Regions from separate parts of the Homo sapiens genome. Here region 1 is linked to region 2. The links are chromatin loops, found by intact Hi-C in ENCODE. Cell type or tissue: A673. All regions are shown on one strand. Links, peaks and the distances in the headings refer to the core of each region. The heading gives the core; the rest is flanking DNA. Region 1 holds the start of LOC124902662 (a long non-coding RNA gene). Region 2 has its middle 41 kb from the start of API5.

Region 1 (15,269 bases), core at 4,021-12,020, 150 kb before region 2:
AGAATCACATAATGTTGATTCATGTGATAAAAATTAATTTTTAAAGATGCTGAGAGATTCTATTTTGATGAAATAGACTAACGTGGAGTAGACTTGTGAGACCTTCCCTTTTCTTTTTAAAACACTTTATTGAGGTATAATTAAAATACTAGAAGCTGTACATATTTAATGTATACAGCTTGATAAATTTGGAGACAAAGTATACACTCATTGAAACCATCACCACAACCTATGCCATAAACATATCCATCACCACCAAAGTTTCCTCTCACCTTATTGTTATTATTATTTGTGATAAGAACATTTAAGATTTACCCCCTTAGCATTTTAAAGTATTTTAATTATATAATACAGTTATTGTTAACTATTGTTAACTATATAACTGTTTACATACAGTTATAATATAGTTAACTATAGGCTCCATACTGTACAGTAGATCTCTAGAAGTATTCATCCTGCAAAAATGTAACTTCGTATGTTTTGAATAATACCTCCCAGTTCCCCCTTCCCCAAGCCAGCCCCTAGTCATCGCCAGTCTACTCTCTGCTTCTATGACTTTGACTATTTCTGATTCCCTGTATAAGTGATATCATGTAGTATTTATCCTTCTGTGTCTGATTTATTACACTTAGCATAATGCACTCCAGGTTCATCCATGTTGTCTGAAATGGCAGGAAACAAAATTAACATTTATTGAGCACTTGCTGTTTGTCAACCACTGTGTGCAGCATTTTAAATGCACATCCCCATCTAATCCTCAGGAAAATCAATGAAGAAAGTGCTCTTTTCCACCGTTTTATCCCCGTACACCTGAAGCTCACATTGCTTGAGAGATTAAAAATCATAGTAAGCAGCATGGCTCAGCCTGGCATTTATACTTCAGAGCCAGTGTGCTTAATGATGCTCTTTGGGGAGGGAAATACTAACTGCCAAAGCCTGTTGGTGCCCAGACCTACTCCTGGGTAAACAAATAACTTGGAGTGGGGGCCAAACCGGCCTTTGAACCAGACAGACCTGGGTTTGAGACCAAGTTCCACATATCATAGCTGTGTGACCTTGGATGTGTCACTTAACTCATCTGAGCCTCTACTTCTTCATCTATAATGTAGGAGTAACAGAACTACCCACGTCACAGTGTTGTTGGGAGAATTTAACAAAATAATATACATTTAGTGCTTAGCACAGTGCCTGAGAATCAGTTCTCAATAAGGGATAACTATTATTACTAGGATCATTATGATTATCATAAATTTTGACATTCTTATTCCTCATAAAAGGTTTCAAATAAAGCTTTCTCCAATTCATATCCAGAAGCTGTTGAACTTTCCTTGAAGATGACTCTGAACTTCATGTTTCCTCTCAGATAAAAGAGCAGAAAGGGCTTTCACAAATGACATTCATCAGAAAAGCACCTAGGATTCTGTGATTACTGAACTTCTCTCTTTTGGTATACAAGAAAATCAGAAGGAAAAAAGCTGTCTGGCTAAGTAGCTCCTGCTCCTGGATTTTGCTTTGTTTTGTTGTTGTTTTTGTATTGATTTTTTATGAAATATATCATGCAGAAAAGGCAAAGACTATTATAACACTCAAGTTCCCATCTCCCAGGTCTAACCAATATGAACATCTTTCCGTATTTGCTTTATATCCTTCTGTGAATAAATAAAACATTACAAATGCAGATGAAGGTGCCTCTCATTCCCGTACATCTCATTCTTCTCCCTCTGTCCTGCTCACACCCTCGCTCCTTCTCTCCCAAGTGCTGATTTTCCAAGGCAGCTTTGAATGGATCTAGGTTTGCAGGCTAAAGCTCAAGCAGCTCACTTCCTAGTCCTGCGGGCAGACACCACATGCAAGGCCGTCACCAGGAAGTTTTTGTTCTGAGCTTCTGCCCAATGTTAAGTATGAAAGATGAGTCCAACACTATTCTCCCAATAAGGCCTTACCATAAAAGTGCAGTGACAGACATTGAAATAAGCATATGCCCTGATTCCTCTTTGGAGAACCCTCTGGCCACATGATTTGAATAGGGCTAACCCCACTCTCTGTCTCCAAGCCCTGGCCAGTGAGTTTACTGAATCCTCCTGGCCACAACCACTGCTTCAGTGATGTAAACGGGAACAATTAAAACCAGCCCCAGAATTTTTACTGAAGTTAGAGGAGGGAGGTGCTGCCTAACCTCTGGAGTCTTTCAGTGAGAGGATATAAACCTAGTGATGGAGGGAGCACCATAAATATAGCACCTGCCTGAGATCAAGCCAGCACACAGAGAAAGTATTGCTGAGTGATACCATTGAGTCTCTGGATCCAGTGATCCCAATGTTAGGTCTGTCACTGAAATTCCCACTTATAGGGCCAATATATTCCACTGTTGTGCTTAAATTTGTTTGAATTAAAGTTCTGTCCTGAATAATATTAAACAAAACAACTAATGAATAAGACAGGACCTAACAGCAACACGTACTATCAGCCTGCATTCTTCTCTAAGTCTTTTACCTGTGAAAACTCATTTAATCCTGAGAAGAACCCTCTAAAATGTAGATTCTATTATGATCTCCAGTTTATAGCTGAGAAAACTGAGCACAGAGAGAAGTAATTTGCTCAAAAACATTGAAGTATTAAATTAAATAGTGAAGCTGGGATTCAAATCCGGGACATCTGAGCTGCAGTTTAAATTGTTAACTACTACTGTACAATTCAGAAAGTGAATGTTTATAAAGAAGTCATGATAAATGATAAAATGTGAGCTATTGTTATCAAAGAAAATACATTTCATAAAGAATATTGTGTCTTTAACTGGCCTTCGAAGGATGAGAAGCACAAATGGCAAATATAGAAAGGGAAGGAGAATTCCTCAGTGGGGGAGAAGACTTGAGCAAAGGCAAGAAATGAACACAAGAGCACTATATTTAAAGGTGACAAGTAAAAGACCTTATATTGATTTTTTTCATCCTAGGAAAATAAAGAAACTGTATATAAGACTTAATGTGTAGCATGATTCCCTAAATTTATAATTACTCTTTCAGGAATACTGGGAAGATAATGAGTTTAACCAAATCCCTGATATATTAGTCCGTTCTCACACTGCTTTAAAGAACTGCCTGAGACTGAGTAACTTAGGAAGAAAAGAGGTTTCATTGACTCATAGTTCCACAGGCTGTACAGGAAGCATGGCTATGAGGCCTCAGGAAACTTATAGTCATGGCAGAAGGTGAAGGGGAAGGAAGCACATCTTACTATGGCAGATCAGGAGAGAGAGAGAACAAAGGGGAAAGTGCCACACACTTTCAAACAACCAGATCTCCTGAGAACTCACTCACTATCACAAGAACAGCAAGGGGGAAGTCTACCCTCATTATTCAATCACCTCTCGTCAGGTCCCTCCCCCAACAAGTGGAGATTACAATTTGAGATGAGCTTTGTGTGGGGACATAAAGCCCAACATATGACCTGAGCATATTGATTTGAAGTGACTAACAAGGAAAACCAAGTCGTCTCCTTCTCCCAGCCTCTCTAACCACCTCAGAGCCTCAAGGTGCATATGTGAGGATCCAACTAAAGATTAAGAGCTTTAGAATCAGATAAGTTGGGTTCGAAACCCAGCTCTGCAATTTATTAGTTATTTGGCATTGAGCAAGCTATTTCATACCTCTGATGCTGTTTTCTCATCTGTAAGAAGGAGTTAAGAACGTAGAGATTCTCATGGCGTTGCTTCACAATTTAAATGAGATCATGTACATCTGTGCTTAGCACAGTGCATGGCAGAAAGTAAATTCCCAATATGGTCAGCACTATCAGTGATAGTATTAATAACAAAATCAAGTGACAGTGAAGGTGCATACTGTTCTTAGGTGTAGCAAAGATCCAGGCCATTTGGCTGGGTCCTCTAAGCTATTTGTCTTTGCCTTAGAGGTGGGAAGAGGAGCCATGGAGGCCAATAGAAACCATCTATTGCTTTCCCTTTTCAAGGCAGCCAGAATAATTTTTCAACCACTGAAATTATAAAGAAGATGCTCAATCTGCTGATAATTTGATTTTAATTAGAACTTCCATCCACAATGCTGGACTTGCAAGGGAAAAAAAGAAGCAGAAATGAAACAGCAATTAACCTTTGGTTTTCAGCTTATTTGTTCCTAACCAACATGGGTCAGTTGCCATAGAGATTATACCTACGTGGTCTGCAGATGTGAGCAAAGCTGCCTGGAGCCTCTGAACTGACCTGCTCTCAGTGTGGCTTTGGGATAATTAAAAATCTACTAAAGAAAGAATTGAAAGTTAATCTGAAACTCTAGTCCAAAGCAGACTTGAATGGAAGTAGAAGAAAAGGAGAGGAAGACAAGGAGAAATTAGAGTCAGGAAAAAAAAGTTAAAAGTTAAAGACACAAATTACTTTCCCTACTTTGGAAAAAAAATTGATCTCTTTCATTCACAACTTTCCAGAGTCTGACTGTCTGTGACTTTAGGAGAGATTTATCGAATGAGGAGGAAATGAGGGGGCATGAAGAATTTGTCGCTTCTATTAGAAGGGGATCTCTTAGCTTTGGATGGTGACCAGCCCACCTTAGCCAGGGAGGCTGAAGTAGGGATGGGGTTAGCAACCGTGAGCTTGAAATTCTAGTCTCCAGAAAAGTGGGTGTGCATGAAGCAATGGAGCAAAGTCACTGGTGGCATGCAGATGTCTTGGGCCAGGTCACACCAGCAATAGCATGGAAACAGAGAGCAGGACATCTAGTGTGAAAGAACCAGCAAGTTGCTCAGTCATTGGAATCTTACCTCCCTGCAGGAAATCCATTCCCCATTTGCCCAGTGGATCCCTTTTCAGCCGGATAGAGCTTGGTCTACATCTGTCTCCATTCCCCAGCTATATTCTGGCCCCTTTCCTTCTTTTTGGCCCAACACTTACAAAATCAAGGTCAGATGGATAATTAAGTTATATCTTCTCCCAAATCTAAGGGCTGTTAATTACCCAGGACAGTGCTAATCACTATTAGGGAACAAAATAGCATCTGACTTAAGTGGATTCTAATTAAAGCTTTAGTATTATCTCCTGAAGCAGTGACTTTGAAAGTTTTTTTCTTTCATACAAGATCCTTCTAGGAAGCACTGTCCTGGGGATCCTTCATAAAAGCCCCCTCCTCAGTGAAGCCTTCCCTGTCCACCCTGTCTACAGTAGCCCCCATCATTCTTGACCACACCATCCTGTCATGAATAATGTTTTCATAGAACTTATAACTTACTGGAATAATCGTGTTCATTTTGTTAATATTTTCCATAAGCTTCATAAGAGCAGGAGAACTTGTTACCTTGTGTATAATTGTATTTTCAGTGCGTAGAACAGTGCCTGGACAATCAAATACTCAACAGGCATTTGTTGACTAAATAAATGACTGTTCCCCTAGGCCTGCCCAGTTTATGTGCCACTTACAGCCAGCTATCATTCCAACCTATCTTTCTCCTCTAGAAAGTATTTCAGAATGTATAAGAATGACAGAATTATTGAACTATTCCTTCTTTCAACAAATATTTATCAAATGTTTACTACATGCCATATACTATGTATATTAATCCATTCTCATGCTGCTAATGAAGACATACCCAAGACTGGGTAATTTATAAATTATAATTTATAAAAGAAAGAGGTTTAATTGACTCATGGTTCCACAGGGCTGGAGAGGCCTCAGGAAACTTACCTTCATGGCAGAAGGGGAAACAAACACATCCTTCTTCACATGGTAGCAGCAAGGAGAAGTGCAGAGCGAAGGGGGAGAAAGCCCCTTCTAAAACCATCAGATCTCATGAGAACTTACTCGCTATCATGAGAACAGCATGGAGGTAACCGCCCCCATGATTCAATTACCTCCCACCAGGAGATTATGGGAGCTATAATTCAAGATGATATATAGGTGGGGACACAGGCAAACCATATCACTATGCTAGGTGCTGGCAATAAAAAAGACAAGGCTCCTGCCTTATGGAGGTTCCATTATGAAAGTGGAAAAATAGCTGCTGTACATTGACGTACAAATAAAAAGTAAGATTTAGTCATTAATGGTGGTGTTCATTGCAATGGAGGGAATCAATGGGGTGATGTGATAGGAAGTAATGGGGTTGGGAGGGCAGTGTGTCAGGGGAAGTCACTTCAGTTCAGAGTCAGGGAAGGCCTCTTCCGTAAGGTAATATTTGAGAGCCTGTCTCACAATAAGAAAGGAATTCTACGCAGAGGGAACAGAAGATGCAAACTCCATGAGGTTGGAAAGAGCTCAGCACTTTCAAGAGCTCAAGGGTAGTGGTCCAGCGGGAGAGAAAAAGGTGTCAATGAAGAGGTACACTGGGCCTTGAGGATGGGGAAGGAGTTTGTATTTTATGTTGACCACAATGAGAAGGTACCAGCAGGTTTAAGCAGGAGCATGGCATGGTCTGAATTACATGTTAAGAAAATTACTCTGGCTGCTAGGTGGAGAATGAAAGGAGGAGGAAGAATAGATGCGAAAGGGCAGCAAGTGGCAATTGCAGTTATCAAAGCAGAGATGATGGCTGCTGCCTTGCTCTTGGCTGGTTGCAAAAGCGAGGAGGAAAAACAGAGATAACCTCATCTCATTCTAATATGTATTTTTATTAAATTTTTAAATAAATTATTTACAAATTCGTGTGCTTCATTATAATAACAAAGCATTATTATATTGATTAGAACATACAAGCATGTTGTGACTAATGGCTGGGAATTGCTGTTCTGGAGAAATTAACACTGGTTAGGCAGGTGAGAAGAGGCATAGTAGCCCAAGGCTTATATACATATACCGAGGTCCTGTAAGTATGACTGCTCTACCACTCCCTTCTGGCCTGTGATTGAATTTGTCACCTCTCATCACCACACATCAATCTTAGGCCTGACCTCAGCAATGTCACTTTGATCATGCCCCTTCAGGGTATAGTCTACATAGTCTACAGATGCTGGGTTAGTTAGCAACGTGACCCTGCCGTCAGCACTCCGGAATGATCAATATTACAATACAGAGCTCATTGCAGGACACTTCGCTGGTTACCCACTGGCTGAGATGCCAGTCACACTGATAAACAGAGGTGGGGATGTACAAAAATTTACCTCAAAGCCATCTGCCTCCTAGGATTGTCCAATCCAATGATTCTCAATCTAGTTGGATAGTTAGAATCACCGGTAGCTTGTTTTAAGTTGCAGATAAGAATCTCTGGGTATAGAGTTCAGAGATGATTGTGCTTTTAAATCTCTGTAAGTGATGCTAATGGGCAGCTAGGTTTGAGAACCACAGTTTCTAACCCAACTGTCTTATCTATCACAGTCTACCTTATCTAAGACCCTGTGGGACTTCCTCTTTCTCAATCCTCACCCCTGTTAGGCTTTGACAAAGAAATACATTCCAGCAGATTCTAACGGCTACCATTTAGTTGGTTCTCACCAGCTTCCAGGCAAGATGATCAGCACCTTGCCAATGTTATCTCATTTCATCCTCATAACCACCCTCTGAAGCAGCAGCATCAAGAAGGCTGAGAAAATGCTGGCTCAGAGAAATTATTCGAGATGCCCAAAGTCACATAGCTAATCAGACAAGTCAGACTTCATACCAAGGTCTTACGATTCTTCATGACTAAGCAACTGTAACACTGTCTCTTCACTGTCTCTTAGAGAAATCAAAGTTTCAATCCCTGTTTTGCCCCCTACTGGCTGTGTAATATTGGTGAGTTATTTAACCTATCCAAATCCCAAGTCCCTCTTGTAAACAGCTTGTTGTCCACTCCAGCCCTCTTCTCCCCCATATTTTCTCATTAAGTCTCATTAGTTCTCAAAGCATTGCATATCCATGCTACCTGCTTTTTTCTCTATCTGCCACATGCATCTCACCACGGATTCCTTCGGATCTTGGCTAAGGACCCTCCAGCACCTAGCACAGAGCTTGGCCCAAAGTAAGAAGTCAATGTCCATTGAACTGAAAAAGATAGCCTCCCACTGGGATGACATAATTTGGGAATTTGGGTTGTTGTCTGACATTCAGCAAAACCCTCCACAAGAGCCACATTGGCCCTTACAGAGCTCTCCTATCAGGTGACCAGGGATACTCAATGTTAAACTGCAAAGGGCAAATGGTCTGTGTGATCCCAGGCACTTATTTAGAAGAATTAACTATATTTACATAACTTTACATATATTCAAGGCAAAAATTTATGATATATTTATTCAAGGCAAAAAAGATGCAGATGTGAAATACCAAAGACAAAAATATTTTCCCATAACATATAGTGCAAGTGTTAGAGAACAATGCAATTCTACAACTCTCCCTTCTATCACAGCCAAAGTTGGGTCTTCCAAATTATCAAAAGGTGACCCTTATCAGCATAAAAAGGAGAGTGAACTTAGTCATAATTGAAGATCAAAAATCAAGAAACAACCAACCTTCCTTGTTGCCACTTCTACCCTTAGATTAGAACCAGAAGGCTATGGAAGAGAAGGATAAGGGACTCACTTTTCCTCTCTAAATCCCTTGCAAAGGAGCATGAGAATTTGTACAGTTGAGGACACTGCATTAGAGAGAAATCAGTCACCCCTTCAATCCCAGAAGAGATTTTTTCTTTAAAAGATCTTTGTGAGGTGGCAAGTGCTTAATATAAGATGATGATGATGATTATTATTATTCTTTCATAGTACCAGTTCTTGCCTTCATTCATTTAGTCATTCAAAAAAACATTTACTGAGCATCCACTGAGTACTCTTATCCTCTTCATTGTGCTACTGGGCTTGAAGGGAGAAACTGACGAGACTCCTGTCAATAGAGAATTTCAAAAAGAGACAAAAAAAAACAAAACTTTACTTGAACTTGAGCAGCTGCATTGTTTGAGCTCAGTTCTTTATCTGAAAAATGGAGAATAAAATACCAATTTTCCATGGTTAGTGTAATAGAATATAATAGCCTCAGTGTGATATCTGTTACATAGTAGAGACTCAATAAAAAACAGTCATTATCACAGTTATTCTTGCTATAAGGGAATTTAATGAAGGTACTATGAAATCACAAAGGAGAGAACACTTACCTCTGTGGAACTATTCAATGAGGGAATAAAGGCATCATGTCACCAAGCCAATACTGTACTTCAGAGATTTATGGAATCACTGCTTATGTGCCACTTAGCAACTTCTGAATGCCTATTAACTTGTATTTGAAAACCTCAACTCAGGGGTCTATGTCTCCTTCTGTCCACAGTGACATCTGATGTCTAGGTCTTCACTTTCTTTGACAGACCTAGAATCTGCTAAGGAGAAAAACAGAGGGAAATTGAGAGTACATAACCATTAAAATTAATTGCTCACAAACATTAGAAATCAGACACCCATTGCAGTCATAAAATATGGATAAGGATTTGCTGAAAGTCATTTATATTAAATTACTTTTATAATAATATTTAACTTTTAAGCTTTAAATATTTAGTGCTTCTTTTCTTGTTGTTTGCAAGGAAACTTGCAGCTGTTTCATAGCTGAAGAACTCCATATCCATTCTGACTTGAGGCCCAGAGGACTGGACATCAAACCAGCAGCTCTGAGAGTTGAGACCAGCATGTGTGTCAGTGACTTGATATTAGCCAACTCTCATTCATTCAACAAAAATTAACTGAAACTCTTGGCATTCCAGATTCCAGGATATAAAGATATATAAAGCATGATCCAAGAACCCAAAAACTATCAAGAAAAGACAGGAAGGAAAAACCCAACTGTTACAAAATGTTGCCTACATTTCCCCCACACTCATTCCCAAATTACTTAATAGCTTAGAAATGCATCTTGCTCTTTCCCACCTCCATGTCTCTGCCTGTGCTAGTCCCCCTACCTTAAATGACAACCCTCCGCCTTGCCATCTCCCAATTCTCCTTATGGATTTAGCTTTAATTGTAACGGGGGTCATCACTTCCAAGAGGCTTTTCCAGGAACTACTTGCAGTGTAATTTAGACGTCAAACATTTAATCCACTCTGTTCATACTTAATCCACCCTTTAGACACTAACTCTTAATTCACTCTGTGCATACTTCAGTCATAATACCCATCACACTTCCCTGCACTTGTTGATTTACTTGTCAGTCTCCTCTGCCAGCCTGTGAGATACTTGTGTCTAATGCATGATTATATTCCTATGTCCTTTGCAGTAACTGACACAGCATAGATGTTCAATTAAACTTTTGGAAGTCAATAAATTAATTGCATAATTAATTAATTTGGTAGTATAAGTGTTATAGTAGATAGGTTTACTTAGTATAATGCAACTGTATGGAGGGATACAACCAACTTCTTGTGGGGAATGAGGAGGAGGGATGCTGTCAGGAAATACTTAGAAATGATCATAGCATTTGAGCAAATTTCTGGAAAAACTGTGATATGGTTTGGCTCTGTGTCCCCACCCAAATCTCACCTTGAATTGTAATAATCCCTATGTGTCAAGGGTGGGACCAGGTGGAAATAAATCATGGGGGTGATTTCCCCCATGCTGTTCTCATGATAATGAGTGAGTCTTGTGAAATCTGACTGTTTCATAAGCATCTGGCATTTCCCCTGCTGGCACTCATTCTCCCTTCTGCCACCCTGTGAAGAGGTGCCTTCCACCAAGATTGTAAGTTTCCTGACGCCTCCCCAGCCAGGCGGAACTGTGAATCAATTAAGCCTCTTTTCTTTATAAGTTACCCAATCTTGGGTATTTCTTCATAGCGGCATGAGAATGGACTAATACAAACTGGATATCTTATAATTATGTACACTAAAAACTGAAATTACTTAATTGTCATTGTGCCCTCAAAAAACTACTTCAGATATTTTCACATCTAATTAGCATCGTATGGCCTCTGGTCCTCTCCTATTGCATCGTCCATCACACTGCCATCATCACACCCACTAAAAACATTGTGAACACCAAAGAACAAGCAGGAACAAAGGAAAGAAAAGGTCTTTCTTCCCTCTCCTCCTACCAACTTTAGACGGTATAAAGTGCCCATCCTATTAGCTTTTCTGTTAATGTATTCAGAAAGAATTCCAGTCAGATGCCAGGGTAAAACCTAAGTTGACTGCCAGGAAAGTCTTCATCAAACCCAATCCTATTATTGCAACCCATACATTCATTCATTCATTAAAACCATCACCTTCTGGGTAAACCTGTCAATCTACCAGAGTAACAACAGGAGTCACAGAGACACCAACTGCTTCCTGACTCCATTTCAATACCTCAGAAAGTTTTTCAAAAGACAAAGTCAGACAAAGTCCTGGGATCCTCTAGACTTAAACTAAATTGTGATTATCATGACCTAGTATAACCTTGGTTCCAGCTACTGCCAAAGGTGATGATAACCTAAACAGGAATAGAAATCTAACTGTTATTATTGCTGGGAAAGTCTTTTTATGTGAGAAAACAATAGGCTGATCTCTGAACAGGAACTTCTGGTGCTTGTTCTGTAACTTGGAATACATTAAGTTTTGCAGTGCCCTGGAACCTCCATTAAACATACCCAAGGGAGGACACCACCCCTTGCAGGCCTAAGGAAATGACTTGCTTCCAACTGCAAATCCCTTCGACCTACTTCCAACCTGTAGTTGGAACATCTCTGCTGGATCCTTTTGAATTGTTAAGAGTTGGCATTTGGTATTATTTGGGTAACTTAATATCAGAAAAAAAACAGATCCAAAAATATATGGTGGCTAAACAAAATAGAAATTTACATGTTGTTTACAAACCAGTAAAGGCAGATGAAAGAATTGTGGGTTGGGGGCAAAGAGGTGTCTTCCTGTTCCACACAGCACTGACAAAGAATCTTCCATCTTTGACATGTGGTTTCTATACCCCAGGGAAACTCTCTCATCACAACCAGCTACAAGGAGAGAAGCACCTGGAGTGATGTGTACCACTTCTACTTATCTTGCATTCTACAGAACTCAGTCACATGGCCACATCAAACTTCAAGAAAGGCTGGGAAATGTAATCTAGCAGTGTGCCCCAGAAGAAGAGAGTAACAAGGATTTTGGTAAGCAGCAGATATTGTTGGAAAATAACTTGCAATTTTTAAGAGCATTCATGCAACAATCACCCTATAATAGGCAATAACAAACCTAAGGAAGCAAGTGCAAGAACATAGGTAGACCTATCTTTAATCCTCTCTGAGCCTCAGATTTCTCCTCAATGAAACAGAGAGAAAAACCAATGTAGGAATAAGTGAGCCAATGGGGTCAAACACCTATCACAATGCCTGGCACATACGTGTTCAACAAATGTGGTGGTGCTGGTGGTAATTTGCAGTTACTCACTATTCATGGGTAAGATATTGTTTTCATTTTCAGTATGTAAAATAGTAAGTGCCAAGTTCTAACCTTTGCTGGAGCAATTAGCCACCAATTCAGTTCACACTCTCCTTCCCCCACCTCAGCTTTTTCCCCTAGAGCTACCACTCTGTCTGCATGGGAAGTCTTAACCATTGATGAGGGACCAATGTCCACTCCATACCCCAAGAGCATTCCTGCTTAGTCTTTAACTGCAGCCCTGATAAATCACTAGGATTGGTCTGCCTGTCACGGCACATAAAATACAAACCATCAAATGCTAATGAAATTGTATCCACCACTGAGTGCACAAAAGTGTGTGGCTGGAAGGAGGTCTGACTGCCCAGCAAGTTCATTTGTTCCTTGCTTTAAAGTGATCAATCATTTACTCAAATTTCAGTGAAATGGCCTGAAATGTGGAAGATAAAACAGCCCAGAGCTCGGGCACAGTAGATTGGAGGCAAGTCTCAGCAGTGGTCATAAGTAGGCAGCCACATCAGAAACAGTAAAGCCCCAGGGGTCCTGGGTTTTTCAGCTGGGAGCAGAAGGGGTTCTTCATGTGATTGAGTCTCAGTAGGAGCCTTCTGCTTTAGCTCGAACTAAGCTGCAGCTTCCATCACTTGCTGTGGCACTTAGAGCACTTGCAGTTCAAGGTACTCCCTGGAGTCCCACTCTCAACTTCTGGAGCACCTGCTCCTCCAGTTCATTTCCGGCAGCTCTCCTACAGCAACTGCCAATAAATATGAGGTGACTTCAAAAAGTTCATAGAATAATGGAATTAAAAGACAAAAATAAAAAGTATAAACTTCGTTTCCCAACATAAGCTCCATCAAGGTCAAGACAGTTTAGTAAGTGATGATACCAGCCATTGAGTTCATCCCTAAAGAACCAAGGGTCCTAGGAATTTAATCATGTCACCGCAGTCCCTTTTACATTAAAAACTGAAGAAAAATGGTGCTCTTTACAGATTTTTTAAGATTAGGACACAAAAAGATATCAGAAGGAGCCAAATCATGACTGTCAGGTGGATGCCTAATGATTTCTCATTGAAACTCTTAAAAAATGGTCCTTGTTTAATGAGAGGAATGAGCAGGAGCATTGTCATGGTGGAGAAGGACTGTCTGGTAAAGTTTTCTTGGACATTTCCCTGCTAAAGCTTTGCCTTTCTCAAAACACTCTCATAATAAGCAGATGTTATCATTTTTGGCACTCCTGAAAGTTAACAAGCAAAATGCCTTGAGCATCCCAAAAACCTGTTGCCATGACCTTTCCTCTTGATTGGTCCACTTTTGCTGTGACTGGACCACTTCCACCTCTTGGTAGCCATTGCTTTGATTGTGCCTTGTCTGTGGAATCATACTGGTAAAGTCATGTTTCATCTCCTCTTCCAATTCTTTGAAGAAATGCTTCAAGATCTTGATCACACTTACTCAGAATTTACATTGAAAGCTCTGCTTTTCTCTGCAGCTACTCGACGCAATGATTTTGTCACTCATCAAGTGGAAAGTTTGTTAAACTTTAGTTTTTCAGGCAGAATTGAGTAAGTAGAACCAATTGAGAAGTCTGTGCTGTTAGCTAGTGTTTCTGCTATTAATCATTGGTCCTCTCATTTAGGGCATAAGCCAGATTAATTTTTTCCTCACAAATTGATCTGCAGCTGAGGGTTTCATCTTCAACATCATCTTGTCCCTTCTTAAAATGAGTTATCTGCTTGTAAACTGTTGATTTCTTTGAGGCATTGCCCTCATAAACATTTTGTGAAGTATCAATTATTTCACCATGTTTCCACCCAGGCTCCACCATAAATTTGATGTTTGTTCTTGATTCAATTTTATCAGAATTCATGTTGTTCTGGTAGGGGCTCTTTTCAAAGTGATATCTTAGCATTTTTAGTCCCTCAAACTAGATCCTGTCTAGACATGTTATAACAAGTTAGTATGAGTTTATTTTAGTGCAAAAAAAAATGAAATCCAAGCATAGTTATTTTACAATGCACATGTTACAAGGAATTATTAAGTCTCCTTGTATATATATTAAAAGATTTTTAGCCATTCAGATTCTCTCACCCAGAAATTTCACCTTCAGTAGTCACTCCTAAAAAAAATTATCCTGGCTGGTAAAAAACATATGAAAAAAAGCTCAACAACACTGATCATTAGAGAAATGCAAATCAAAACCACAATGAGATACCATCTCACGACAGTCAGAATGGTGATTATTAAAAAGTCAAGAAACAACAGAGGCTGGCAAGGTTACAGAGAAATAGGAATGCTTTTACACTGTCGGTGTGAATGTAAATTACTTCAACCATTGTGGAAGACAGTATGGCGATTCCTCAAAGATCTAGAACCAGAAATACCATTTGGCCCAGCAATCCCATTACTGGGTATATACCCAAAGGAATATAACTCATTCTATTATAAAGATACATGCCCACAGATGTTCATTACAGCACTATTCACAATAGCAAAGACATAGAATCAACCCAAATGCCCATCAGTGATAGACTGGATAAAGAAAATGTGGTACATATATACCACGGAATACTATGAACCCACAGAAAGGAATGAGATCATGTCCTTTGCAGGGACATGATGGAGCTGGAAGCCATTATCCTCAACAAACTAATGCAGGAACAGAAAATCAAACACCACATGTTCTCACTTGTAAGTGGGAGCTGAACAATGAGAACACATAACACAGGGAGGGGAACAACAGACACTGGTGCCTGTCAGGGGGTGGGGTGGTAGGAGGGAGAGCATTAGGAATAATAGCTAATACATGCTGGGCTTAATACCTAGGTGATGGGTTGATAGGTGCAGCAAACCACCATGACACAAACTTTACCTGTGTAACGAACTTGCACATCCTGCACGTGTACCCTGGAACTTAAAATTAAAATTAAAATTAATTTTAAAAAATTATCCTGTCTGGGCATGGTGGCTCATGCCTAT
Region 2 (15,269 bases), core at 2,445-10,444:
GGGATTGCTAACTCTGAAAACTTCATGCCATTATTTAGATATTTTCTTATTCCAGGGTCTGCAGCATTGCCAGAAGCACATCCACTGGGGTCAAGTTTATGACTCAGTTTCCTAAAATGCTCTCACCTCCAGGTTCCAGCTCAGTGCCATCCTCCTCAGCTTCTCCCTGTGGAAGATGAGGCACCTCACAGTATCCTGATTTTACCTCTCTTTGAAATAGCTTGAGGATTTCTCCAAAATAATGGCTCTTTCTTCTAGATATTAATTAAGAAGGTCAGTTGCTGTTTAACTTAGAATCACAAGGTCCAAACTGAAAAGCCTAACTTCTCTAACTCCACAGAGAGCAATAAAATCCTCTCTGCAGAGACTTAATATAAGCAAAGAAAATTCGTCTGGAAAGGTGAGGCCCATCAGTCAGCAGGAAGCTACAAATCCCACGGCTGGTGCAACTCGATTATTGACCTCCACTGTAATCGTATCTGTTTTCTGTTGAGAATGAACTAAATTCCGTCAGGCTGGGCTCTCAGGGTCTCTGTTCACTCCCAGTTCATGATGCAGTGACCTGCGCTGAAGTCTCCCAGGGTAAATCTATTTTTTAATCATCTCCTCCATCCTGCTTTCCCTGTCTCTTAAATGGGAGATGCCTATCCTTACCACTGCTGCTTTTATAATTGAGAAGAAATCAATCAGGAATGACCAAAACACAATGTGTCTATAAAATACAACAAAATAATCACAGCTATTACAATGTTTAAAATCCACCAGGGCCTTCAAATCACTTGGGAAAGCATTTTATGTGTGAATATAAATCACACCATCTGCTGCTCTCCCCTAATGTTTAAATCAGATCACTGCCAAATCCAAGCATCAAAGAAAGAAGAAAAATGAGACCATTTTTTTTTTTTGCTTTCTCATACCTTTGAGCCTCTTCACCTCATTGCACCTCCCTTTGTCCTTCTAAGATGTAGGTTTTCCCCAAGGATGTTCATTGAGATCAACTTCACAAGTGATTGGCTTTCAAAAAAGTAAATGTATAATCTCCAACATAGACACCCACAAAAACTAATCCTTGAAGGCACCCTCCCAATGTTGAAAAGAATGGGATTTGGATTGAAAAGAATGGGATTTGCAGGGGGGAAAAAGAATTTTTGAAAAGTAATCAAACTAGGCTGGGCTCAGTGGCTCACGCCTGTAATCCCAAAACTTTGGGAGGTTGAGTCAGGTGGATCACATGAGATTGGGAGTTGAGACCAGCCTGGCCAACATGGTGAAACCCCGTCTTTACTAAACAAATACAAAAATTAGCCAAGCATAGTGGTGCACGCCTGTAGTCCAAGCTACTTAGGAGGCTGAGGCTGGAGGATCACTTGAACCTGGGAGGCAGAGGTTGCAATGAGCTGAGATTGTGCCACTGCACTCCAGCCTGGGTGACAGAGTAAGACCATGTCTCAAGAAAGAAAAAGCAAGCAAGCAAACAAGCATGCAAGAAAGAAAGAAAGAGGGAGGGAAAGAAGGAAGGAAGGAAAGAAGGAGAGAGAGAGACAAAAGAAAGAAAGAAAAAGAAAGAAAGAGAAAGAAAGAAAGAAAGAGAGAGAGAAAGAAAGAGAGAGAAAGAGAGAAAGAAAGAAAGAAAAGAAAGAAAGAAAGAAAGAAAGAGAAGGAAAGAAAGAAAGAGAGAAGGAAGGAAAGAAAGAAAGAGAGAAAGAAAGAAAGAAAGACAGTCTTGGTCCTCAGAGGGCTCACCAACTGTAAGAGATGCTTTCCTCTCAATTCCTTTCTTGCTCAGGGAAATACTAAGACACACCTAGATTGGGGATGTTAACCTCTCATCAGCTTCCAGGTCACAAACACAGCTGAATCACGTGCACAAGGGAGGTTCAGAAAGCAAGAAAAGATTTTCTGAGGAATACGGAGGCCAACCCTGAAATGCAAAACCACATTACACCAATTATTCCTGATCCAGGCTGAGGTGTCTGGATACAGTGGATAATTAGAGGCTGCCCCAGTCTTTGCACCGACATGACTGGTGCTATTTAATGTAATTACATTACAGTAAAATGATGAGTTTTCCCATAATTGGTAGTTACAACATAATTGTGACTACACAGAATATTAACACCCTAATTGCTGGAGCCTTCTATTCATGTCAATGAATGTTTCCATTCTCTCTGGGCAGTAAAGTGAGAGAATTAGAATTTTCTGGACTAGCCCCTCACATCCATCCTCTTTTTTTCATACATCAATCCCCTTAGATCTTTTAAAGAATCTCACTTTTACGGTAAGCCTCAAGGACACAATTTCTTTTTCTCCTCTTACTTTCCACCTTCCTTCCCTAATACAATCAGCTCTGCAAACCAGAAAGCATGGGACAGATTCATTTCATTGACAAGCACAGTATTCTAGAGAGTGCTAAGCTCAGAAAAAGGCAGGCCTGTGCAAATCCTGGCTTGCCTGCTTTATTTCTGTGTGACCTTGGCAAGTCACTTAACCTTGCCAAGTCTTAGTTTCCTCATCTGTAAAGTGAAGATTAATACCACCCGCTTCATGGTACTAATGTAGCATGTAAAATAAGCACTTAAGTCCAGATGCGGTGGCCCATGCCTGCAACCTCACCACTTAGAGAGGCCATGGCGGGTGGATCACTTGAGCCCAGGAGTTCGAGACCACCCTGGGCAGCATGGTGAAACCCCATCTCTACAAAATATATATTTTTAAATTATCCAGTCATGGTGGCACACACCTGCAGCCTCAGCTACTCAAGAGGCTGAGGCAGAAAGAACTCTTAGGCCTGGGAATTCAAGGTTGCAGTGAGCTATGATCATGCCACTGTGCTCCAGCCTGGGTGACAGCAAGACCCTCTCTCTATAAATAAATAAAATAAGGGTATAAGTAATGTTAGTTGAATTTGAGAGTATCTTACTAACAAAAATTATAGGATATTGTTCCCAGGGTTATTTCTGTTTTTAAGGGGAATACGGATACTTTGAATTAAATCAACCAACATCATTATTCAACAGGTAGGTAAAGTATTTAAGGAAGTAGAAGAAGTTCTTCCAAAACTCATTGTCATACATAATAATGTCTGGCCACTTAAGACACAGATTAGCATGATGATTTAATGCAATACCCAAAATCCAGATGGCCCAGGTCTAGATCCCAGTCTGCCACTTTCTACCTGTGTGGCATTGGGCAAGCAAATTTACCTATCTGTGTTATTATCTCCATCTATGAAACCAAAATGTTGTTAATTGTACTAAACTCGTAGGGTTGTTATAAGGATCAAGTAAGTTGAAATACGTAAAGCCAGCTCCTCCTACCACCCCCAGCCAACCAAACACTTTCTAAGGATTGAGACTATATATGTGTGATTAAGTCCTCTTCAATGGTAGGAGCTGTAAGACGTAAAACTTAGCACTGTTGATAGCAATTATTCCCCTCCATATGAAAAATAGAACAAAAGAAAAAAGAAAAAACAGCAGTCTTCAGTGAGAAAGAATGCAGGAGACACAGTGGAAAACAAAGAAAGAGCTGGTGATATTCCAGAGCTTGTTCTAGTTTGTCCTGCATCCCAGATTTCTATGATTTAGTTACCCAACCTCCCTTAGAGACTATGAGCTGATAAATTCTCCTTTCTGACAAGTTGTATTTTCATCTCTTGCAACCAAAAGAGTTCTGACTGATGCGTCCCTAAATTTTGGGGAGAAGCATACTGACATCCTTGAAAATTGAAGTAGGCTGGGCCTGGTGGCTCATGCCTGTAATCCCAGCACTTTGGGAGGCCAAGGCAGGTGGATCACCTGAGGTCAGGAGTTGGAGACCAGCCTGGCGAACATGGTGAAACCCCATCTCTACTAAAAATACAAAAATTAGCAGGGCATGGTGGCAGGTGCCTGTAATCCCAGCTACTCGGGAGGCTGAGGTGAGAGAATTGCTTCAACCTGGGAGTCAGAGGTTGCAGTGAGCCGAGATTGCACCATTGCACTCCAGCCTGGGAAACAAGACTGAAACTCCGCCCCCCCCCCCAAAAAAAAAAAAGAGAGAAAAAGAAAAATGTAAGTAGATGAGCATTGACACCATCACCAAAAACCTTCTCAACTGCTTTTACAACAGGAAAAAAGAGAAGGGCTATGTGTATAGTGAATATCGCAGGGAAGAGGAACAGTCCCAGTCTTTGGGCTAGACACCTTCCTCTACCACTGCCTTGTTAGACACTTGAGCAGGTCCTTTAGCTGCTTTAAATCAGAATTTCTCCCCCTCCTTTTTTTTTTAAATAAAAGGATTGAATTACAAGACTTCTAGGACCCTTTAAGCCTGAAAATCCTAGCTTTCAGTTTCATTTCTCAAAGTCAATTAATTGCATCTGAGCTGTCAAGATTCATTGGTATTTGTCTAGCAGGAGTTTGTTTTCAAAACTCCTTCCTATTCTCCTTTTTTTTCAGTCTGGAAGCTTCTGTTAGCATTTGAGCCAATCTCATCGTTTCTTCAATTAAATCCAACACTTCTTGGAAACTGGCTGGAAGGCTACAGCCTGGATGGCAGAGAAGGGATTAACAAGAGTTGCTCATTAGCACGATACGGCTAATGAAGAAACTGTGTGGCGATCGCTTCTCTGGAGAGGAGTTTAACCTTGGGAAGGATTTCACTGGTGGCGGCTGAGGACACTGATGCCTTTGAGAAGGGGTTGCAGAAATTAGCCTAGGGTTGCACTCACTAAGAGAGAGAGAGCCTTAAGTAAAGGCACTTGGAATTTGTTCAGGCCAATCTGTAGGGAGCAGATGTCGCCAGGAGCTTGGGGCTGGGATGTGAGCCAAGGTCGAAGAAGGAGTCAGGAAAACCCTAGTGACAGATCAGCGGAGCCAGCGGCCATGCCTGTTATAGAATGAAATGCTGGCTTCCAATGTTTGCAGCCAGCTTTGCTGTATCTGAGAAGAGTTGGAAGGAAGATGAAAAGATGAAAAACGCCTGCCAAGCAGATAGCAGTCTTGCCTGCCACGTCTGAAATGGCATGTTTAATCACAGTGGCACACTTTCTCTTGCCTACTAATGACAGAAGGAAGTTCCTAATGAAGTTATTGCTCTGCTGACTGAATTAATGATTTCCAGTTACAGGGCTTGTAAACACACCATGTTACACGTGCACGTGTTAATTGAGGCTTCACTTTAGAGACACTGACTCCACAGATAACTCATCACAGGTAGCAAAGTACCAAGAGAAAGCAGGGCTAACCAAGGGGAATGGGCTGTGGTTGCTTGGAACACTCAGGGCCTGATAAGTATTTGTGAATTAGGGAAAGGGGAAAGGGAGAGAAGTGGATGACACCTATCTAAAGATGAGAAAGAGGGCACCAGAGAGCAGATAAAGCAATCCGTATCCCTGACCTGTGCCTCTGCCATCCCCTATATCCAACTTCATACTCCATTCCTACAGCATTCATTCTTCCCACCTTCAAGCCCACTCACTGCAAATCCCTAATTTAGACGTTGCACTGAACATATTTGCCCAATGGTGAGCCTGATAATATGGCCAAATATGCTGGAGAAAGAAATTGTTTTTTTCTTTTCCAAACGTGTTTTTTAAAGCCATCAGAAGGACATGCGTCTTTTAAGGTGGCAAGCTCACCTGTGGCGTCACGGGGTCCACAGCAAGGAGGACACAGAGAAGCCAATCTCGGAGGCCACAGGCTGCGTCCCACTTCCTGTGGCTGCGCTGCTGCCATCTGCATCTGAGTCGGTCAGGGACTGAGAGCACAGCAGGCCGGGGAGCGAGCGGCTGCCAAATTACAGAGCAAGGAGCACTTAGGATGGTGGGAGGGGGAGGAAAGGAGGAAGCTAACTAATAGCTTGCAAGCGTGTCTTCTAAAAAGTGTGTTAACCAAACAAGCTGCCATCCCTTAATCCCTCCCACTCCTGCCTGAATGTACACTAATTGAAAATTAAGTTTTCAATTTGAAGCCATTTTCTAATTCTGTCTCATTCAGGAGCAGTTAGAGCGCCGGTGTTTTGCTGAATTCCCAGCGTGCTTTTCATGAGCTCCCTCAGAAAGCCAACAAAAGAGTCTTGTCAACATGTTTCTGACAGCAGCAGGAAAAAGGGTTTGTGTAGAAGGAGAGGGTCATCTTGGGAGCCAAAGAAAGCAAGGCCAGACCAGGCTACAGATCCTGCAGATCTTGACTGGACATAGAAGACATTTATTTCCTCCTTCCTTTTCCCATCTCTTCTTTCCCCAGTTAAACCGTAGTTACAGCCTGGTCAGAAGGGAATCCTCTCACTCGTCACTGACCTGTGCCCAGCACATTTGGAAAACCTCGCCAATAACACCAGAAGCTCCTTGTGGGCAGGCACTCTGTCGTATACAGACAGGCTTTGATTTCCAGGGGTAATTGACTACCGTGAATGAACTTACTTAAAAGGAGAGGAAAACGTCATAGAAAATAGAGAAAACGAGGTTTACTGGGGTTCTATATTAAAACCTGAAGTGGGCTGGGCATGGTGGCTCACGCCTCTAATCCCAGCATTTTGGGAGGCCAAGGTGGGAGGATTCCTTGAGGTCAAGAGTTCAAAACCAGCCTGAGCATCAGAACGAGACCTCATCTAGAAAAAAGAAAGAAAAGAAAGGAAGAATGGAAGGAAAGAAGGAAGGAAGGAAGGAAGGAAGGAAGGAAGGAAGGAAGGAAGGATTCAAGCATGGTGCACGCGCCTGTGCTCCCAGCTACTTGGGAGGCCTGAGCATGGGAGGTCGAGGCTGGAGTAAGCTGTGATCGTGCCACTGCACTCCAGTCTGGGTGACAGCAAGACCCTGTCTCAAAAAAAAAAAAAAAAAAATATATATATATATATATATATATATATATGTACATATATATATGTACATATATAAAATAAAATAATAAAACCTGAAGTGAAAAGTTATAAAAATTGATTTAAACTTATAAATAACAAGCTGTAGGTCATTACTATTCCAGAATAAAGAATAAATCATGCATTGATTCCTTTAGCATAATTTTTTCACAAAATTGTGTGATTGCACAATAGGGTATTCTTTATTTCATATTTAACGCTCTCAGTGAGAACAAATAAGAGAGTCATTTTTGAAAAATACTTAAAGGCTTCCTCATTTTGCCGAAGAGACTCCCTTAGGCATTTGATATTTTAATCATTTTCTCTCAAAGAAGTTCAGGCATCCTCATCCTTATCTGCTTCAATTTATAAGGGTTCTTCTGATTCCTGTTTTGCCAATGGTTCAGACCATCCTCCAATATCAATTCCCTCGACTTCATGAAATCCTACACCTTTTGCAATATTTTCAGTTTCACTTTGCAATTGATTGCCATTGAATTTGCACTGCATTTGTTAGACATTCATCTTTCATCAAACATCAAGAGCCTGACACCCACTCACAAAGACCCTGAGTCATGGAAGGATGTGTCCTGGAGAACTGTTGGAAAAGGTGAGTTTGTTAGTGGGTATTGTCATTTGCGAAGCTTTTCCTATGCAATTTCATAGAGCCCCTGTGATTTGTTGAGTAACCCAGATATCTGTCACAGGTTGCTACCAAGTCGTGATTTCAAAATAATCTAATTCTAATTAATGGGCTCCTGGAAAGGGGAAAGAAGGAGGCTTTGTTTGGGAACTTAATTAATGAAGTATTTCCAAACATCATGATAAATTATGACAAATGACATGACCACTACCCCCTTCTTAATATTTGTGATGAACAAGAATCTCATATGCTTTGATTTAAATGTAAGTCTGAAAATGCAAATCTTATTATGAATTGGAACTTGGGTGGCATAAACTTGAGTGAATGTTAGAGAAACAAATCTCAGGAACAGAATGAAATGGGCAAATAATATGCATGAATTTGCCCGGGGCTTGGGGAATGGAGGAGAAGAAGTGCAGTAGATTAAGGAAGCTTCAGATGGCAAATAGAAGTAAAACAATTTGAGGAAACTTTAAGCCCAAGTTGGAGAAAAAAAGGAAAGGACAGATTCAAGGAGTTACAATGTCATTTCTTATTTCTGGGAAGGGCCTAGAACACCAGCTATCAGAAGTGCTATTCGCTAGACAAAATCAATGGCTCATGGTTTCAGGGCTTATAGAGAATGTAATTTCAACAAAGAACTTGAGTAGTTACACTTGGTTCTCCCCCAAATGACTGTGATTCAAAGTCTGGCTCAACTGTGTGGCCACAGGAAGTAACCTAACTTCTCTGAGCTTCTGCTCCTCACTAATAAAACGGCATGTCACTCATTATTTCAAGGTATTTTTGAAGGTTAAAACTTATGTCTTTGTTATTATTACATATACTATGGACAATTTGGCACATACTAGTCATTTGCTAAGAGGCAGTTATGATGATGATGATGATTGATGATGATGATGATGATGATGACAGGGACAGGGCTAAGGTGTAGCAAGCCAACCTGAGTTCAGATAGGGTGGAACTGGGTTAGGCTGAGCCAACAACATTTACTAATCCCAGATGTTGTCACAAAGTAGACTTCGTCCTCCATACAAATGACTGAGGAGCAAGCACTAAGAAGTGGGCTGCTGCAGTGAAGTGCAGAGGAAACTTAGCAGTCCGAAGTTGAGGTAAAGCAAAGAGAAATGCTTCAGGCCTGCACACACTCTCAGGGGTGGCCAGTGATGATGAAGGGACAGCTTCCCCTGGGTGCGCATGGACAGTCTCAGCCCAGGAACCCGTCAATGTGTACGGGGAAAACTTTTCATTCTTGGCATTGTAAGATAAATGGCAGAAAATATATATATATAATTGCAGTACTGAATCATGGGGAAGGCAGGGAGTTTGGGAGGTAAATTCCTGGCTCCCTGATATGGTTTGGCTGTGTTCCTACTCAAATTTCATCTTGAATTGTAGTTCCCATAATCCCCATATGTCATGGGAGTGACTCAGTGGGAGGTAGTTTAATCATAGGGCAGTTACCTCCATGCTGTTCTCATGGTAGTGAGTGAGTTCTCTTGAGATCTGATGGTTTTATAAGGGACTTCGCCCCCTTTTGCTTATTCTTCTTCTCCTTGCTGCCACCATGTGAAGAAGGACATGTTTGCTTCCCCTTCTGCCATGATTGTAAGTTTCCTGAGGCCTCTCAGCCATGTTGAACTGTGAGTCAATTAAACCTCTTTCCTTTATAAATTACCCAGTCTCAGGTATGTCTTTATTAGCAGCTTGAGAAGGGACTAATACACTCCCTGAACATGTTAATGGTAACAGCAATCTAATACTTTCATTTTTGTTTTTTTTGTTTGTTTGTTTGTTTGTTTGTCTTTTTCCTTTTTCTGGAGAACGGGGTCTCGCTATATTGCCCAGGCAGATCTCGAACTCCTGGGCTCAAGCTATCCTCCAGCCTCTTGCCTCCCTGAGAGCTGGGATTACAGGTGTGAGCCACCGCGCCCAGCCGAAGCAATCTAATACTCTCATCCAGGGCACTTGGCTCAGGTCAGGCACCCTGGAATCAGAGCCTGAGGCAGGAATTCAGATGCACTTGACTTATTGAGGCTGTGCTCTCAGGAGAGCTCAGGCAAGGAGAAAGAGCTAAGCAAGGATGTGGTCCCAGATAAAGTCCAGCCTTGGCCAGTTTGAAGGGGAAATCAAACTCTCAGACATCTCCAACAGGGCGGCTCCCATGGGCCACCTTTTCCACAGAAGATCACTGGTGTGAGTTATCAGCCATGGCTAGGAATGGGTGCACCAGCTGGTAAGGGGATTTGGAAAGGGCATAAGCAATTTCTACTCCAACACTATTTTAGGTGCTTTATGTATATTAATTCATGATGCTCCTCTGAGGTTCTCCTTTGATTTATAGAGGAAGAAGCTGAAGCCCAGATACTCCAAGTAACTTGCTCTAAGTCATTCAGTGACAGAGCCAGGATTTGTACTGCAGCACTCTGGCTCTAGAACCCACACACCAGGCCACTGTACTGCCTTTTGAGATATTGTTATGGAGCAAAGCATGGTGGCTCATGCCTGTAATCCCAGCACTTTGGGAGGCACAAGGCAGAAGAATTGCTTGAGGCCAGGAGTTCAAGAGATATTGTTATGTGTTGAATGGTGTCTCCCACAAATAAATGTTGAAGTCTTAATCCCAAGTACCTCAGAATGTGACCAGTTGTATTTAGAAATAGGTTGTTATTAACTAAGTTAAGATGACGTCATACTAGAACAGGGTGGGCCCTTATATGAACATGGCTGGTGTCCTTCCCTATAAGAAGAAAAAGCACCCCTGGGCCTGGCATCAGGAGGGTGCTGAGGCTGTTGTCACCAAAGGGCATGTGCTGGGTTTCAGTTGGGTTGGGGACAAGGCTGCTTTTCTGAACAAATAAAGGAGCAGGATTTTTACAAATAGGGTCCAAGTGCTGTAGAGAATGGTGTGTGCAGGATGGTGGCTTCCCACAAGTCCATGTGGCCCCCATCTAGGTGCAGGGTGGGGGCCATGGGAGGAGGGAGAGCAGAACAAGACTGAGCCAGTGAGCAAAGGCCTGGAAGTAGAAAGTAAAGAGAGGAGGAAAGAGGGTGAAAAGAAATGCAGTGTCCAGGGAGGAGCCCTATTGGGGAACCTGCCCCGATAGTCACATAGCTTCTTTTCTATTTTCCTTAAGCATCGGTCAGCTTGAGAAATAAAGGGACAGAGTATAAAAGAGAGAAATTTTAAAGCTGGGCATCCGGGGGAGACATCACATGTCGGTAGGTTCCGTGATGCCCCACAAGCCACAAAACCAGCAAGTTTTTATTAGGGATTTTTAAAAGGGGAAGGAGTGTGTGAATAGGTATGGGTCACAGACATCAAGCACTTCACAAGGTAATAGAATATTACAAGGCAAGTGGAGGCAGGGCAAGATCACAGGACCACAGGACCAGGGCGAAATTAAAATTGCTAATGAAGTTTCGGGCACCATTGTCATTGATAACATCTTATCAGGAGACAGGGTTTTGAGATCAACCGGTCTGACCAAAATTTATTAGGTGGGAATTTCCTCTTCCTAATAAGCCTGGGAGCACTATGGGAGACTGGGGTCTATTTCACCCCTACAGTCTACAGACCAGAAAAGACGGCCACACCTAGGTGGGCCATTTATAGACCTATACCCCCAGGCGCATATTCTCTTTCCCAGGGATGTTCCTTGCTGAGATAAAGAATTCAGCGATATTTCTCCCATTTGCTTTTGAAAGAAGAGAAATATGGCTCTGTTCCACCCGGCTCACTGGCAGTCAGAGTTTAAGGTTATCTCTCTTATTCCCTGAACAATTGCTGTTATCCTGTTCTTTTTTCAAGGTGCCCAGATTTCATATTGCTCAAACACACATGCTGTACAATTTGTGCAGTTAATGCAATTATTGCAGGGTCCTGAGGCGACATACATCCTCCTCAGCTGACAGGATTAAGAGATTAAAGTAAAGACAGGCATAGGAAATCATAAGAGTATTGATTGGGGAAGTGATAAGTGTCCATGAAATCTTCACAATTTATGTTTAGAGATTGCAGTAAAGACAGGCATAAGAAATTATAAAAGTATTAATTTGGGGAACTAATAAATGTCCATGAAATCTTCACAATCCACATTCTTCTGCCATGGCTTCAGCCGGTCCCTCCATTTGGGGTCCCTGTCTTCCCGCAACAAAGCCCAAAGGCAGGCTGGAGGAAAAGATCAGAAATCACGGGGGAGGTGGAGTCAAGCTGAGAGGGAAGGTGGCTTGGGGGTGGGAGACAGAAAAGTGTAAGCCCAGGGAAGGGCAGGGGGGATGAGAGCAATAAGAACCATGAGGAAGCGTGGGGAGCAGACTAGAAAGCAAAGAAACCCACAGGAGAGAAAAGGGTTGAGGAAATGGGAGGGAGGTGAGCCCGTGGCGCTTCCACCTTCAGCCACAGGTACACTGGTGACTGCTTCCATATAGAGGTCACATGTCACAAAGGGCACACTGAGACTGTGGTGACCCAGATGAAGGAAGTGGGGCTATCACAGACTCCGGAACTGTCCTGTAGATATGACCCGGGTGTGTATTATAATGTACACATGGATTGTGTAACCTTTCTATGTAAGTAAAATGCATACAGACAGTCCTTGACTTATGATGCTTCAACTTAAGATTTCTCAACATTGAGGTGGGTCTTTTGGGAGGTAGCCCCATTGTAGGTAGAGGAGCTCCTTCTAAATCATGATAGGGTTACAATTTCTACTGAAAACACATCACTCCAGCACTGTCATAACATGGTAAAAGCATAAATGGAACCATTGAAAGTCGGGAACCATCTGCTCTGTTAGCAGCGTTAGGTGCATTTTTGACATATGACATTTTTGACTGATGATGGATTTATTAGGACATAAGTCCATTGTAAGTTGAGGAGCATATACATTAAGAATAAAACGGAGGAGTCACAGCCATTTCCCTCGCCAGGGTGAGAGTGCGAAGCCTAGTGATGGGTCCCCATGTGAGGCCCTTTGTTGTGCCATCAATGTGCCAAGAATGACCCACCTCTGGGCCTTGCGGGACATTCCCATGTCAGGACCACCTGCTGATCACAGCCTCCTCAGGCACCTAACCTGCATCAGGTCTGCGCTACCTGAGGGGAGAAATTGCCCCTATTTGTCCCACTGGCTTGCCATTTACCTAAAATGAACAACCACTGAAAGTGAGCATTGGGCCACTTAGGAAAATGAGGTTATAACCAGAGAGGCACAGACAGTGCTAACACAAAGTGGCTCCCAGAACAGGCCTTGGGAAGAGCTGGAAAGGCCATGGTCCTAGTTCTTGGAGTGACATTTGACTGTTGAAACTCTACTTCTTTTTGTTTGTTTTCAATTTTATTTTATTTCAGTAGTTTTGGGGGAACAGGTGGTTTTGGGTTACATGGATAAGTTCTTTGGTGGTGACTTCTGAGATTTTGATGCACCCATCACCAGAGCAGTGTACACTGTACCCACTGTGTAGTCAGTCTTTTATTCTTCACCCCTTTCCCTCCCTTCCCCTGAGTCCCCAAAGTCTATTATATCATTCTTACACCTTTGCATCCTCATAGCTTAACTCCCACTTATAAGTGAGAACATATGATATTTGGTTTCTGAACAATGGTCTCCAACTCCATCCAGGTTGCTGCAAATGCCAATATTTCATTCCTTATGATGGCTCCAAACTCTGTACTTCTGTTACCTGGATAAAAATGAAAAGTATATTGTAAACAAGGTCCACCCTATTCTAGTATGACCTCATCTTAACTTACCTAATTACAATCTATTTTTGTACCTTTTGGGTTGAGGTAAAAAAAAAAAAAAGAAGAAGAGAAAACACAGACACATAAGGGACAAACACCACATGAAGATGGAAGCAAAGACTGGAGTTAACACACCTGCAAGCCAAGGAACACCGAAGACTACCAGAAAACCACTGGAAGCTAGGAAGAGACAAGGAAGGATTTCTCCCCTACAGGTTTCAGAGGAAGAATGGCCCTGCTGATGCTTTGATTTTAGACTTCAGGCCACCAGAACTGGAGACAATAAATTTCTATTGTTTTCAGCCACCCAGCTTGTGGCACTTGGTGACAGCTGCCCTAGAAAACTAATATAGATAGTAGGAGAAGGGAATAAACATTGGGGAAGAAACAAGTCGCTATAAGTACTAATTTAAAGATCAAACTAATAATGTACTCAAAAGTACATTATAATCATAGGCAAGTGTTTCAAAAGGACATGTACATGAGGAATTCAGACATTTCTCAGGAAGACTTTAAGCTGTAGTGTTAAACTCAGGCTCAGAGTCATACTGGCTTGGGTGATAATTCTAGATAGGTCATTTTTTTTTTTTAGCAGCTATGTGGTCTTAAGGAAGTTCATTGACTTCTCTGCTCCTCAGTGTTCTCATTTGTGAAGCGGGGACAATGGTATTCCTCTGCTTAGAACTGTCAAGAAGATGATGTTAAATAACACATTTGACATTTGGCATAGGGCCTAGTACACAGCAAGCACTGGATAAATGCTGGCCTTTCTTTCTATTGCTACTTTGAAATACAGTCACTGTGGACTCCAAAAACCTGTGCTTACATCTCAGCTCTCCTCTTGGATACTTGCGTACTTCTAAGTCTAGTTTTCTCATCTTTAAATGGGATTGAGCTAAGGGGGTATTGGAAAGGTAAATCATCAAAACTATATGTGTAGGCTGGGTGCAGTGGCTCACACCTGTAATCCCAGCACTTTGGGAGGTCGAGGCGGGTGGATCACATGAGGCTAGGAATTCGAGACCAGCCTGGCCAACATGATGAAACCCCATCTCTACTAAAAATACAAAAATTAGCCAGATACGGTGACATGTTCCTGTAGTCCCAGCTACTCAGGAGGCTGAGGCAGGATGATTGCTTGAGCCCGAGAGGCAGAGGTTGCAATGAGCAGAGATTGCAGCACCACACTCCAGCCTGTACGACAGGACAAGACCCTGTCTCAAAAACAAAAAAAAAGACTATATGTGTGTGTATAGATAGATATTATTTATATATCTCCTTTAGGCATACAGTAATAGTGTCCTTTGTAAATATGACACATGTTGACAATGTTAGCTTATTATTTATTCTCCACTGGACTAAAGAGAACTAATTATATAGGCTGGTGAGAAGAAATATTTCCCTCTGAGATCCTGGAGGCCAGGACTTCTCAAACTTTCCTGGCTACACAATTCACCCAGGGAGATCATTGAAATGCACCATCTGATTCAACAGCTCTGGGGTGGAGCCTGACATTTTACATTTCTAAGAAGTCCCAGATGATGTCCATGCTGTAGGCTCAGAATTTACAGGGGCATGTAGCTGCCTCCGAAAACACCATGAGATTTACCAGGGAGATGGGGTTCACCTCTTAGCCAGTAGGGCTGTGCTCCTTCTGGGATTTAGCAAGATGATGTATCCTTGCTCTGGGAACAAAATCAGAGGCCTTTTATTGTAAGTATAAATTTTGTGTCTGAGCTGGCCGCCCCGGGGATAAACATCGTCAGAAGAGCTCTTGGGAAGTCCCTCTGGGGTGAGGTTGATGCCCTGTTTGTGCCCTGAGGGGTGCTGAATGCTTCCCAAAAGAGTCCCCTTGGTCTGAATTGCTTCAATCACTCCCAATGGCCTCGTCCCACAACACAGCCAATAGCAGGGCTGAAGAGTAAAAGCTTCATAAAGAAAAATGACGGAGGCTTATTGCCACCTACCGGATTAGGAAAGAAAAGGCTATAGTAAAAGATTTCATGGAGTCCAGCTCTATGAGAAGCACCAGAGATGGGGGGA

Evidence for each region. Hi-C counts contacts between places; a loop is a spot of excess contacts. Peaks named below come from ENCODE experiments on the same cell type or tissue, not always from the same donor. Only the 100,000 strongest peaks of a DNase experiment are listed, where the experiment ranks them.
Region 1: it touches region 2 in a loop (2.0-fold over the local background); 1 of 110 quality-filtered maps calls a loop at or near these places.

The regions. Positions count from the first base shown.
Region 1 is chr11:43,112,128-43,127,396 of GRCh38, forward strand. It overlaps LOC124902662 (a long non-coding RNA gene), which reads right to left and starts at 9,341. Exons shown (of 2, transcript XR_007062656.1): 1 at 9,058-9,341. In A673, for the core only: CTCF peaks have their summits at 7,668 (motif pointing left) and 7,868; DNase peaks (open chromatin) are centred at 7,674 and 10,644; H3K27ac peaks cover 444 bases.
Region 2 is chr11:43,263,645-43,278,913 of GRCh38, forward strand. It overlaps the pseudogene HNRNPKP3. Among named protein-coding and RNA genes, the nearest start is that of API5, 41 kb to the right of the region's middle. RefSeq lists enhancers at 5,229-5,730, 5,731-6,230. In A673, for the core only: no CTCF peak of the experiment used is centred there; a DNase peak (open chromatin) is centred at 5,797; H3K4me3 peaks cover 323 bases; H3K27ac peaks cover 884 bases.